Regions from separate parts of the Homo sapiens genome. Here region 1 is linked to region 2. A link is a contact called in ENCODE Hi-C or POLR2A ChIA-PET data. All regions are on one chromosome and are shown on one strand. Each heading gives the region's core, a stretch centred on a gene start or an enhancer-like site at or near the end of the contact. The rest is flanking DNA. Distances are from core to core; before and after follow the strand shown. Region 1 has its middle 7.1 kb from the start of NOS2. Region 2 overlaps KSR1 (kinase suppressor of ras 1).

Region 1 (6,884 bases), core at 2,781-5,280, 230 kb after region 2:
GAGCGCCTGTCTGCAGGGTCCAGGGCTGGCCCCCTCCTGGAGGTTGGCAAGTCTCCTACGGCTTCCTGGGCCTGCACGGCTGCCTTCTTCTTGGCCCTGCCCACCCAGCAGGCCGCATTCCTGGCCTCTTCTGATGATGGATGCAGCAGGTGAATTCTGCTGGGGAGAAATCAAAGAGCACCTTGAAGGGCAGGCGGGGGACAGGTGGGCCCCCCGGAGGGTGGCGATAGAGGTTCCGAGGCTGCTGTGGAGAAATGCCCTCCTCCCTGCCTTCCCAGGCTGTCCTAGGCACCATGCTGACAGCAATCAGCACGGGAATGTCTTGGGCTCATTATCCTGGAATTGATTTTCCACTGGATTGATTTGATCTGTTTCTATGCCAGGCTGTGAAGATGGTTCAGATCCAGTTAGCCCTCGGAAGTTAGCAACTTTGAAGGCTTTTCTACAAAAACAATTGATCAGAGCTAACGTTTACTGAGCAAGGCACTTAAACATACCAAGCATTTAATCCACACAACAGTCCTATGGGGTGGGAATGATCACTAGCCCCATTTTATAGATGGGGAAATTGAGGCTAAGCAAAGCCAAATGACTTGTCCAAGACCACACAGTCAGGTGGTGGCAGGGCTACAACCCTGGAGTCCCAGCTTGCACTTGCTCTGGTGCTTGCTCCATAAATACAGCCAGGCCCTGGGCTTTCCATTTATTATCTCAGTTAATCCTCCAACAACGTTGTGTGGCAGGTACTATTATAATACTATCCCCAATTCACCAATAAGGAAACCGAGACACAGAAAGTTTGAGCGACCAGCTCAATGTCACTCAGTTTGTAAGTGGCAAAGCTGAGGACTGACCCAGGTCTGAGACCTTGACTGGACCCCACTTGTGCGCCCACTGTGTGCTTACCCATTTTGCTACAGGTGAGTACACCCAGGGGCAAGGAGAGGTGACAATGAGAGAGTGGGAAACTGAGATCAAGGTAGGAGCTGAGGATTACCTGGGGTTGAATGTTCTCCCCTCCATGTCAGTGTCTGGTGCCAGCTCTGTGCAAGGCCATGGAAGGAGGAGACGGAGTTCCTACTGTGTGCCCCGCCTCACAGAAAGTGATAAAAATTTTATTTTAGAAATATATTTAAGGTTTAAAGAGAGCCAGTTTAAGGTAAAATGTTTAAGCAAATAACAGTATAGGTGCATGCAGATGTGACACAAATGATAAAGGTGGGACGTGAAGGAAACACAGGGGCGTGGCTCTTACTCTCTATTTGTGTGTGTGCATGTCCCGTGGCGAGTCACGTGTCCTGTGGGGCCTTCACTCCACTCAGCTGTCAAAGGAAGGCATTGAGAAGAGGCATTCCTGGGACCCTCCCGGTTCTGAGGCCCTAACAAGCTCAAGTCCCCAGACCGTGAGCCCTATGTCATTTGTCAAGTGACCACTGGAGGGCGTGAGTCACACAAATTCCAGCAGCTCCGAAGCTGAGGTCTTCCCCGGTTTCCACCACCTTGCCTGACTCGGAGATGACGGAAGTGAAGTGAAGGGATTTTTACTGGAAACGCCCGGTGGTCACTCCAGGATGGACAGGCCCAGGGTGGACCAGGAAGGTGGACAAGCTTTGCTGAGTCCCTGGAGTGTGACTCAAGCTGGCTGGTGCAGGCCTGGCACTTTGCTGCTGTTTCTTTTAAAAGCCTCGTTTCTTGTCAAGCCTCCCCAGAACACCCTCCCTTCCCTGCCCTCCCGTTTTGCTTCCTGGGTGCCCGTCCTTCTAGGCGGAGAAACAACAAACAGAGTGGCACCTGGGGTAGTCCCAGGGTGTGATGGTTCAAGGGGCAAGATTCAGGGGCAAGTAGTGTATCTGGGAAGTGCAGGGGACATCAGGAGGGGAATGAGGAAGTGAGACAGAGAAAGGGAGGCAGCTGGTAAAAGTACTATAGGGCAGCTTTCACGATTTGCAACCAGACTCAGCCCCACCAGGGAACTTGAAAAATGGTGCAGAAAACAGGGCTTCAAATGATCCCATCCAAGGGGCCAGGGGCTGGGCTACTGACCCAGCAGTTCCAGAGCATCACTCATTGAGGCTGCTCCCAGGGAGGTTAAATTCCCAAGGCCTGCTGTGGGCAGAGCAGCCTTCCTTGGTTCTGGGAAAGCCCTCTAGAATTCACAAAGTGCACTGGAATGAGACGAAGACAGACGTCACTGCTACAGGGGGTTTAGAATTGGGTCAAATGGAGGAAGAGAGGTACCTCCTCCCCAGGTACAGCCTCTGAGGGTGCTGGATGCTGATCCAAGAAGTTCTAAATGCCAAGAGCTTCAGCTAAGCCCACCCTCTTGTATCCTTCCCTAAGAAGCGCTGCATCTTTGGTTAGGCCACATAAGCCCTCCGGGCCTCCCTTTCCTCAGTTAAGGGTCTCTGAGGCCTTTCCAGCTGTGGTATCTGGGCTTTCTGAGTCTCCCCACCTCATACATATCTGGTCTTTGATGCTCTTGGAAAAGTTATCTTCCCCACCAGAGTGCCCCTGAAAGGCAGAATGTAGCAACGACTGGCAACTTCTGCAGAGCCTGACCACTGTGTGCACAGAGATGTCTGGAGCATCGCTCTCTACGAGAGCCAGAAACAACCCAAGTGATCAGCATAGAGAAAGGCACACCAGGCCAGCTTTATAGTGTACCATTACGTGGCCAAAAAAAAAGTGTATTAAGAATTTTTTGGCCAGGTGTGGTAGCTCATGCCTGTAAATTCTAGCATTTTGGGAGGCTAAGATGGGAGGATTGCTTGAGCCCAGGAGTTTGAGACCAGCCTTGCCAACATGGCAAAACCCTGTCTGTACAAAAAATACAAAAATTACAAAAATTAGCCAAGTGTGGTGGTGAACACCTGCAGTCCCAGCTACTCGAGAGGCTGGGGTGGGAGGATCGCTTGAGACCAGGAGGTCGATGCTGCAGTGAGCTGTGATTGTACCATTGCACCCCAGCCTGGGCAACAAAGTGAGACCCTGTTTCAAAAAAAAGGATTTATTTAGCTGGGCATCGTGACAAGCACCTGTAGACCTAGCTACTAACTGAGGTGGGAGGATCACTTGAGCTGAGGAATTAAGAGACCGCAGTGAGCTATGATTGCACCATTGCACTCTCCAGCCTAGGCAACAGTGAGACTCTGATCTCTTAAAAAAAAAAAAAAAGAGTCTTTATGATAAGAAATAATGTTCATGATATCAGTAGAAAAATGATAACCCCTAACATGTAAAATAAAGACAGAAAAAATGTGAGAAAAAAATACTAAAATATTAAAAAGTGGTAGAATTATGGGCAATAGTTATCTTTTCTTTACCCTTCTCTGTATTTGCTATCTGTGCATATGTTAGTTTTATAATATAAAAAGTGACTCCTTACTTTTTGAAATACTATCTCAGACGTGTGGCTGTGCCAGTAATTCACCTTTCCCAAAGGAAAAGAGCCTCTAGCACCCATTTTCATTACAGGAGGCACAGAGAGGGCGGCTGCCCACGCCCCTGGCTGTTCTGCAGGAGTTACACCGGTTTTCTGAGCATCGTCCGTGAGTTTTCCAAGCTGGGCCCTGGGGATCCAGTGGTGAGTGATGGCAGACAAGCTGGCTGTCTCTCTCCCTCCCCACTCTGCTGCCAATAGAGATGGCAAGATGAGTCCCAGAGCCTGTTGGAGGCGGTGCATTTGGGGGACAGGGGCTGCCTCCTTAAAAACAGAGTGGAAACCAGGGGGACAGGCCAAGTGCATCGAAATGCTAGGACGGTTGGCCAAAGCTGAGCGGCTCACTCTTGAAACAGAGGTGGGGTCTGGCTCTTGGTGGGTGAAGGAAGAATTGGAGGAAGGGAGGAAGGGTAATTCCTCCAGCAATTTGAGTGGGAGGCTGTGGGGGGCAAGCTATTAATAACGGCAGAGGCCACTGTCAGGCAGACTCAGGGACAAGTCTCAGGCCTGCCACCTAAATTCATCTGTGGGCATTGGAGAGGTTACTTTTGGTTTCAGTTTGCTTATCTGTAAAGTGTGGATAATCACAGAGTCCCCACCTCCTCAAGCCTTGGGGAGGAGTAGCGAGAGGATGTACGCAGCACCTGCCCTGCAGTTCAGCTTGAGCACGCTCCTATCTTGCCAGAGCCGGAGCGTAGCTGTAGCTTTAGCAGAGCAGCAGCACCGAGCTGGCTGGCTCTGCCTACTGCTATTCTCCCAGCACCTGGCACATGCTGGAGCTCAAGAAACAATGCCCAGCTGACTGCCAGGGCCTTTTTAATGTGTTATCTCATGCATTCCACACCACCACACTGTGAGGTGAGCTGTGTCAACCCTATTTTACAGATGACAAAATTGAGGCTTAGGAAGATTAAAGAATTTTTCCCAAGATCATACAGCTAAAGCTGCAGAACCAAGATTCAGGTCCATTTGATTCCAAATGCTTCTGGGAGGAGCATCTTAGGGACACCACCGGTCTGAGGCTCAAGGCAGCCCTCTCTCACCCAAGACCAAGCTCTTGTAGACAACAACTGTTTAAAGGGCAAAGACAGCTCCTGGGGAAGAGGCAGGAAAATCAATGAAATGATCTGTGATGCTGTCAGGGCCCTGGAGGAAGGACTGAGCAATGCAGGAGTTCCCCAGGGGCTCCCGGGAGGGCCCAAGAGGCCAGGTGGGGGCGGGGTTGGGCAGGGAAGCCTGGGGGAGTACTCTCAGAGGAGGTGACAGTCCCCAACAGGAGGAAAGGCTGTCCTCCTGCTGAGCTTACAAGGGAAGCTCCCATGCCGGAAGGAAGAACCTTGAACTTCTGCTTCCAATACCTGTGTCTAGCCTGTCTCATCCTGGCCTGCATTTCAGAGCTCCCCCCAACTCCAGGAGCTCTCTAGTAAGCCATGCCTTTGCACACACTGTTCCCTGTTGCTGGAATGTCCTTCCCGACAGCTCCCTAGCCCACCCTTGCCCTGACTCGAATCCCCTTCAGACTCTGCTTTACTTCATGGCATTGTTGCCTCTAGGGGCTCCCCTGACCCTCCATCCTCAAGCCCCTTGGGGTTCCCCAAATCCCTTAGGCTCCCCTCTCCTCAACACTGATCCCACTGTTTTAATTGTGGTCTCACTGCTCTGTCTCTTTTACTAGACACAAGCTTCCCAAGGCCAAGGTCATGTCTCACATCTCTGCAGCACCAGCAGCATGCTTGGCCCAGACTAGGTGCTCAGTGGATTTTGTTTTGTTGAGATAAAAAGTCACGTGCCATTAAATTCCCCCATTTAAAGAGTATAATTCAGTGGTTTTTAGTATATTCACAAAGTTATGAAACTATCACCACTATCTAATTCCAGAACGTTTTTGTCACCCCAAATAGAAACCCTGTACCCATTAACAGTCACTCCCTATTTCTTACCCCCAACTCTTAGAAACCACTAAATCTACTTTTTTTTCACTATAGATTTGCTTATTTTGGATGTTTTATACAAATGGAATCATATAATATTTGGCCCTTTGTGTCTAGCTTGTTTCACTTATAATGTTTTTGGGGTTCATTCACGTGGCATGTTTAAGTTCTTCATTCTTTTTATGGCTTAGTAATATTCCACTGTATGGATATACCACATTTTATGCATCCATTCATCAATTGATGGCCATTTGGGTTGTTTCTATTTTTTGGTCACTGTGAATATTGCTGTCCAAATATAAATGTTTGAGTACAGGTTTTTGTGTGAACATGTACTTTCAATTATCTTGGAATAGAATTGTTGGGTCATAGGGAAACTTTATGTTCAACTTTTTTGGGGTACTGCCAGACTATTTTCTGAAGTGGCTGCTGCACCATTTTATATCACTACCAGCATAGGAAGAGGGTCCCAATCAGTCCACATCCTTGACAACACCAGTAATGGGCTTTCTTTTTTGTGTCATATAGCTTCTAGTGGATGTGAAGTAGCCAATGGACCATTGACGAATGAGTGAGTGACAAACGGATGGATGGATGGATGGATGGATGGATGGATGGATGGACATATGGGAGTAGATACCTGACCCTGAGTTCTGAGCTCTGATTTTGGTGGGACAGCCTGCTTCCCTGAGGACCTGCATCAAGTAGAGACATAGCAACCTGCAGCCTGCCCCTGACCATCGTGGTTCCAGATGTCCAATCTGCCTTCGTCCTCGGTGGCTCTTAAGCACACAGGTGACCTGGATTCCCCTAAGCCTGTGGAAGGCCCTGGAGGGGGCCCCATTCTGGGTGACACAAGTTTTATTACTCATCAGTTTCAGTTTCTTCTTCTGTGAAATGGAAGGAGAAAGAGAAAAGTCACACAAGTTTCTGCAGAGGGTGTGGCACATAGCAGGTCCACAATAAATAGGAGTTTCGTTTTTCCAGTCTGTTTCTCATCCAGTGTGTATATAAATGCCACTCCACTAATTATCTACTGGAAAAGAGCTTGAGAAGTGGGGCAGTGGAAAGGAGGGGGGACGGGGAAAGCCAGGCAAGAGATTTACATATGGCAGGAAGCTGCAGCAGGTCATCGAGGGAGTGGGAGTCACAGAGCAACCCTGGGAGGATTGTCACAGGCTTCGGAAGAGGATATCCTCCCAGCCATTTGCATACCCAAGCACCACTCTTACTGTCAGGAAGACCTGAGCCTCCTATTTAGGCCTTTGGATGGGTGTGGAGAGAGGGCAGCATCTAACTAGTGCTGATCTGAGATCAACTGCAGGTCCCCAGGCAAACCCCACAGAAGGGTGAATCAGATTCCAAGGCCAGTGAATTTTATCCATTGTGCCAACCTTCATAGACAAGGAATGGCTGCTCAGAGCCTTGCAGTGAGATCAATGTTAAAGTTCTGTAGTTTTAAGGCTCAGTAGGAAAAAGTAGCCACCCGCATCTGCCCTGGGCAGATGACCAAT
Region 2 (6,620 bases), core at 3,888-6,387:
ACGTTGCCCAAACCCATCCTCACCCTCCACTGGAGAGAATGGAGACCAGCAGTCTCCTGCTAATGACATGACTGGATTGTCACAGACTGGGAGTGACCTCAGCACTCAACTGGCCCTGCTCTCCAATTATTATCAGAAAGAATAACTTAATCCCACCTACTGGAGAACATATCTCCTGGTTTGAGAGAGACAGGCAGAGGCAGGGAGCCAATGATCTCTGATGCTGTCACTCTGCTCCTCATTCCTGCATCCCCACCTGTGTGCACCCATGCTAACCCTGAGACTTGTCGGAGCTGGGACTGGGCATCTCTCAAGATGGATTGGGCATCTCCTATGATGGTCTGGGCATCCATGTCTTCCGTTTTTGGTTTGTAGTTCCATATTTTGTTCTTTAGACAGAAGCTGGGGTGGGCAGTAATTCCTTGGAGGCAGTACGGACTCCCAGCCGGGTTCTCCAGAACTTTGGGGTATGGGCAGAGAGAGGGGCCTTTTGCCCTTGGCTTTGAGACAACTTAGCATCTTCTGGGCACCTCCTGGCAGATGGGATGCCCTCCTGGGGCACTGGAGCCTCTCAGACCTGAGAAGGTTTCAGAGTGGCTTCACCTGCGAGTTCACCTTCAGCAGGTGGCAAAACTGATTCCCTAATTTGTTTTTGGTTTAGAGATGATCCAGGAAAGTTGTGAGTTACTCTGCTTTGAAAACATCTTCCTAAATCAGACTTGGCTGTGCCTGTCACTGTGGGTGGGCGAGTCACATCCATGTGTGAGGTTTCGGGGGTGCTGAGTTGCTTTGGGGCACTGTTGAGTCATGATACTGGGAGATATCAGGGCCCCTCGCAGGGGCCTTCACAGCCACGCGACCGTCCTGGTAGCTTTCCTTTCTTGATTAAGTTAACATTGGGTCTCAGAGTCAGTTGTAGAGTTGGGAGGTGGGGCACTTTGTTTCCAGGGTGGGCCCCTCACTGAGAAAGCCTGGTCCCCTGGAGTACTTGCTACTGGGCCTGCATCCTCCCCCGTTTGCCTACAGAAATAAAGTTTTAGATGTCACTCACTGATCAGATTAACCTTGGAAGGCATCAGATTCTTCCCATGGGGTCTCCGCGCTTAGGCCTGGAAGCCCCATGTTCCTCATGGACATAATTTGTTTTGTTTGCACAGATTTGAATTAGTTATCACCATGTAAAAGCCAGCCATTTAAAAATAAAAATTCAGATTTCTTTAAAACCAGAAGTTCTGGTGCCCCTCCATTGCCTGCCCCTTTCCCCAACACCAAGGGAGGAAAGCGGGGGTTTTCTGTTTAGCATTGCCATTGCTGCCGTTGGGTTTCTTGTTCAGTAAAAAGGCAGAGAAGTGTGTTAAATCAAGTTTAGCCTAGAGCTACCTCCTTAGATATTTTAAGTTCAGCCTAAAGGTTTTTCTGTATATCATGAACTATAACAAGTGGAGGTATAAAAACACTGTAGACTGCACTTGTGCCAATCAAATGTAGCCAACTGTTCGAATCTTGTTCAAATAAGGCAAAGGAGCTGTAACCAATCCAGCTGTTTCTGTACCTCACTTCTATTTTCTGAAAGTAGGTAGAAATTAATTTACTTCGAAAAAAATAATTTCCCCTGAAAGGTAGCTGCTGTATCCCAAGGCTTTGCCAGGTTAACAAGTGGACAGCATGGAATATTTGGAGGAGGTTTGGAATCGTGCGCACGTGGGTTTCAATTCTGCTCAGCCACTTGTTAAGCTGTGAAGTCTCTGAGCCTCAGTAAGATGGACTTAACTCCATCTACTTGCGGAGTTGATTAAAGATAAAATAATGTATACAAAGCCCTAGGCATATTGTTCTGGCAAATAGTTTGTAATAATAAATGTAGTTACTTTGAGAACTTGAAACTTGGTATGGGTGAGGAGGAGATGAATAAAAAGAAAGAAAAAGAATCCCTATTTGCATTATAGTTAGGTTGAAGATTGGGTTTCCTCAGCCTGGCTCCCTCCCCAGCCCCATTAAACATCTCTATCATCATCTGGGCAAACTGCTGAGTCATCACAGCCTTGGAGTATGTGGTGGAGAGACAAACTGAGGACACCCTTCCGGACAAGTAGAGGATTGCTTTGTTCAGATAAGGTGAAGGTTGCTCTTGTGCTTACCCTGACGGTATCGCCAAGGTGCTCTTAACAGTCAAATGAGGGCAAAGATATCCAAACCTCATTTCAGTGGAAGACAGGCTAAGGGAAAGAAAGCAAGACATGTTGATTGTATAGAAGCTTCTGCATGGCACCATTTGTCTAATCTGCCTCCCCTGCTGGTGCCGTTCTCATCAGTGGTTCCTGTGACACTTTAGTTTTATCTTCTGGAAGGCAACCAGGGTTTTGGCCAACCAGTGATGAGCTTCTTGGTACAGTTATGTGTCTGGCTTTATTTTGGTGTGATCATGCTAAGTGGTGATGTGATTCTTGCCTACAGCCCTGAAGATTGAAGAATATACTGAAAAGCTACAAAAGCATCTGCCGTCAGCGGGTACAGTAAAAAACAAACAAATACAGAAAGGCAGGCATCTAGCTCCAGCCTTGCTATGGGAGAGAGGGGTATGGGTTGGGCCTCATACCTTCAGGACTCAGCCAGTATCTTCATTAGGGTTAGTTTTGACGCTTGAGACAAGGAATTACAGCATGTAAATGGAATGACAATGAAATTAGTCCTTAAAAGTAAAATTAGACACAACTTGCTAAAAATCAGGATTGGCTTAGATTCTCAAGAACTGTGAGCTTTATAGCAGTCATTTGATGTGGAATGTCTGGCCTTCTCTGTTACAGAAAATCTGGAAAATATAGAAAGGGTTAAAGACAAAAAAAGGTCTGATCTGGTCCCATAGCTCTTTGAACTCTCTCTGCTCTAGTGCGCATCTTACTGCATTGTAGTTACCTGTTTAAATGTCTGTCACTCCTCCCACTGGGCTGTAGGCCACTTGAGACCAGAGGCATGTCCCATTGGTTTTTTATATTTGTCCCAGGTTTGGTATTGTTGCTGGATATAGGGGTCCCATTCTGGATCCCAAAAGAGGGTTCTTGAGTCTTGCACAAAAAAGAATCCTGGGTGAGTCCACAGAATAAAATGAAGGCAAGTTTATTAGAGAAGTGGAGAAACAAAAGAATAGCAACCCCGTAGGCAGAGCAGCCCTGAGGGCTGCTAGTTAGCTATTTTCATGGTTATTTCTTGACCATATGCTAAACTGGGGTAGATTATTTGTGAATTTTCTGGGAAAGGGGCAGGCAATTCCTGGAACTGAGGGCCCCTCCCCCTCTTTAGACCATATAGGGTAACTTCTGGGCATTGCCATGGCATTTGTAGACTGTCATGGTGCCGGTGGGAGTGTCTTTTAGCATGCTAATGCATTATAATGAGCATATAATGAGCAGTGAGGAAGACCAGAGGTCACTTGGGATACCATCTTGGTTTTGGTGGGTTTTGGCTGGCTTCTTTAGCTCATCCTGTTTTATCATGGGGTCTTTGTGACCTGTATCTTGTGACCTTCTCTCTCACCCTATGATTAAGAATGCCTGACTTCCTGGGGATGCAGCACAGCAGGTCTCACCCTCATTTTACCCAGCCCCTATTCAAGATGGAATGGCTCTGGTTCCAGTGCCTCTGACAGTGTCATGTGGCTCAAAGTAGTCAGAGCTGGAGAGGTTTCCTCCCTCCCTGATGAGAGGAAAGGGCACAAGTTTTGAAGTCCACTGAGCCTTGATTCTACCATTCATTCTTTGTATTTTCCATTGCTTCATAACAAATTTAGCAGCTTAACACACCACCCGCTTATCATCTCATGGTTCTCTAGGTGGAGGAATCCACTCAGGCTCTGCTTATATCCCTACTTGGGATCTCACAAGGCTGAGGTCAAGGTGTAGGCCAGGCCTTCCTCTTACCTGGAAGTTCTGGAGAAGAATCCACTTCACGTTCATTCAGGTTATTGGCAGAATCCATTTCCTTGTGGCTGGAGGTCTGAGGTCCTCATTCCCTCAATGGCTGTCAGCCAGGGGCTACTTTTTTTCCCAGAGGCCACCCCCATTCCCCTCCTCCTTCAAAGTCTGCTTTTCACGCTTCAGGTCTCTTGACTTCTCTGTTACCAGCTCAAGAGAACCCTTTGCTTTTAAAGGGCTCTTGTGATTGGATGAAGCCTACTTGGATAATTTCCCTTTTGCTGTATATAGTAATACCCCCTTTTCTGTAGGGGATATGTTCCAGGACCCTCAGTGGATGCCTGAAACCATGGATAGTACTGAATATATATATATATGATGTATACTGTGTTTTTTCCTATACATACATACCTCTGATAAAGTTAGTAAGTTGGGCACAGTAAGAGATTAATAATCAACAATAACAAAATAGAGCAATTATAACAATACACTATAATGAAAGTTACAGGAATGTGGTCTCTCTTCTCTCTCTCAAAATATCTTACTGTACTGTTCTCACCCCTCATCTTGTGATGCTGTGAGATGATAAAGTGCCTATGTGGGGAGAGGTCGTGGCAGTTGATCTGATAACCAAGATAGCTACTAAGTGACAAACAGGCCGGGAGTGGAGACAGTGTGGAGACGCTGGACAAAGGGACAATTCACGTCTCCGGTGGGATGGAGCTGGATGGCGCAAGATTTCATCACATTACTCAGAATGGTGCATAGTTTAAAACTATAAATTGTTTATTTCTGGAATGTTTCTGGCATTTTCCATTTAATAGTTTTAGGCTATGGTTGGCTGCTGGTAACTGAAACTGCAGATAAGAGGGAGACTTCTGTAATGTAACAAGATCAGGAGCAACACCAGGGGACAAAGGTCACAAGACCACCTTAAAATTCTGCCTGCCACTTTCTTCACCGTATGGCCTAGTGACCTCGTGCAGGTGACATAATCTCTCTGAGCCTCTTTCTTCATCTGTCAGGTGGGGCCAGTGAAAAGTTTTGATAGAAATCAGGTGAGGCAGTAAGTGCCTCTGCAGTGTTTGGTGAGGTTTTTTTGTTTTTTTTTTTTAAATCCTTCCTTTCTTGAGCCAGTTTGATTTGAAATCTCTCTTATCTGATTCAGATACAACAAAATTGTGAAGGGCCATCTTTGTCTGAAGTACTCGTCATTCTAAAAAGTTGTTATGACTCGCTGTTTTTTTTCTGTGCAGAGGAGTAAGAAGAAACAAGCTGGGCAACATGCCCTCGTCCAAACCTTTCTGGTCTTTACTTCCTCCCCTCACCCCCCACCGAGTCTGCTTCAGCTGCTGTCTCTGGGAGCCTGGAGGGTGGGGGCCAGGGAGCTCTGCTTGTGTCCCCAAGCACGTGGTGGCTCTGGTCAGAGGCCGGCCCAGCCAGCAGCTGGCCCCTGCCACTCAGCAGGAGGCCAGCCTGAGGCTGAGGGGCTCCCGGCCCAGCCGACTGCTCACCGCCTCTCTGCCTGTCCCTCTGTCCCCTTAGGAGATCCCCCGAGACCTCACGCTGGATGCCCTGCTGGAGATGAATGAGGCCAAGGTGAAGGAGACGCTGCGGCGCTGTGGGGCCAGCGGGGATGAGTGTGGCCGTCTGCAGTATGCCCTCACCTGCCTGCGGAAGGTGACAGGCCTGGGTACGTGGGGCCTGCCACCCTCTCCCTTGCCTGGCCTGGTGCCCTTGGGGCTGTGGCCTTCACTATGGTGGGTGATGGAGCGGGGCAAGCGTGGCCCAGGGTTTCTGGGGCAGCCTGGAAAGGCCAGGGTTGGATGTTCACAGCCTCCTGAGAAGCTCTCCCAGGGTCCTCAGGGCTCTGGATCCTGGTGGGTCTGGCCAGGCCGAATCTGAGGGGTTTCAGCCATGGTTAGAAATCCCAGGCCTGTCTGCTGGGCTGGGCTGGCCTGGCATGGTTTCCTCTCTGTTGAGGGCTCTGTGTACCCTCTGCCAGCTTCCCACATTCCAGCCCCCAGCCCTCTCCCCGTCTTCTCCTGTCCCCATTGCTGGCTGGGTTCTGTGCTCAGAAGGCACATGCTGATGTGGGCCTGAGCCAAGGGTGATTAGGGAAACTCTATGGCTCTTTAGCTGGGAGTGTGTACGTGGCTGTCCCAGGCAAAGTGTGTAATCCTGGCCTTGCCACGAGGTCCTTGGGAATTATTCACAGGCTTTCTAAATCTTGCGTCGGAAACAGCTTCAAATGCCTGACTTAATGGTCCCACTACCACATAGATAAGGCATTAAAATAAGCCTCATGAATGGAATCAGGCCTGGTTTTTAATTATCTGAGGCCCCTGTCTTATCTCCGTCTGCCTGAGGCTTAAGGAAGGCACCAAGGTTTATATTCTGCCTGGTTTTTTCTTCCCAGAGAGGATCGGGCTTAATTTCCTCTCTGCCCTCATTGTATCAAGTCCTCTGAACACGGCACAGTGTAGAAAGTTGCACTCAATTCAGAAAATCTTGACCTGCCAGGTCTCCCGGCAGATGCTGAAAATAAACACAACAGAAGTGTGGCTGGTGTTCTTGTTCTCACATATTACAGGAGACTGAGCTCAGAGAGGGAAAGGGCTTGGGTAAGGGCACACAGCAGTTGGTGGCTGAGCCAGAATTTGAACCTTGGGCCCTGATGGCGATTGGTTTGTCCCCATGCTTGCCACCCAA

What was found. A loop is a pair of places that touch in the nucleus more often than their neighbours do. ChIA-PET counts read pairs that join two places held with the same protein, here RNA polymerase II (POLR2A). Pooled maps may share reads with other maps.
Region 1: a loop to region 2 is called in a map with no recorded cell type, with 28 times the contacts of the local background. The contact joins two enhancer-like sites. A Hi-C loop is called at or near these places in 1 of 37 single-sample maps with no recorded cell type and 5 of 50 pooled maps. POLR2A ChIA-PET finds 5 or more read pairs at or near these places in 2 of 52 experiments (Caco-2 and GM10248).

The regions. Positions count from the first base shown.
Region 1 is chr17:27,804,186-27,811,069 of GRCh38, forward strand. No RefSeq gene overlaps it. Among named protein-coding and RNA genes, the nearest start is that of NOS2, 7.1 kb to the left of the region's middle. RefSeq lists promoters at 1-4,632, 1-6,884, enhancers at 1,278-1,572, 1,300-2,347, 1,539-1,559, 3,894-4,013, 4,627-6,672 and 4 more and a silencer at 4,549-4,711. Within about 2 kb of position 4,031, at least 10 of the 41 ENCODE cell types and tissues checked have a DNase peak (open chromatin) inside an H3K27ac peak, as active enhancers do.
Region 2 is chr17:27,572,039-27,578,658 of GRCh38, forward strand. It overlaps KSR1 (kinase suppressor of ras 1), which reads left to right. Exons shown (of 21, transcript NM_001394583.1): 3 at 5,454-5,601. Among named protein-coding and RNA genes, the nearest start is that of LGALS9, 56 kb to the right of the region's middle. Within about 2 kb of position 5,138, at least 16 of the 41 ENCODE cell types and tissues checked have a DNase peak (open chromatin) inside an H3K27ac peak, as active enhancers do.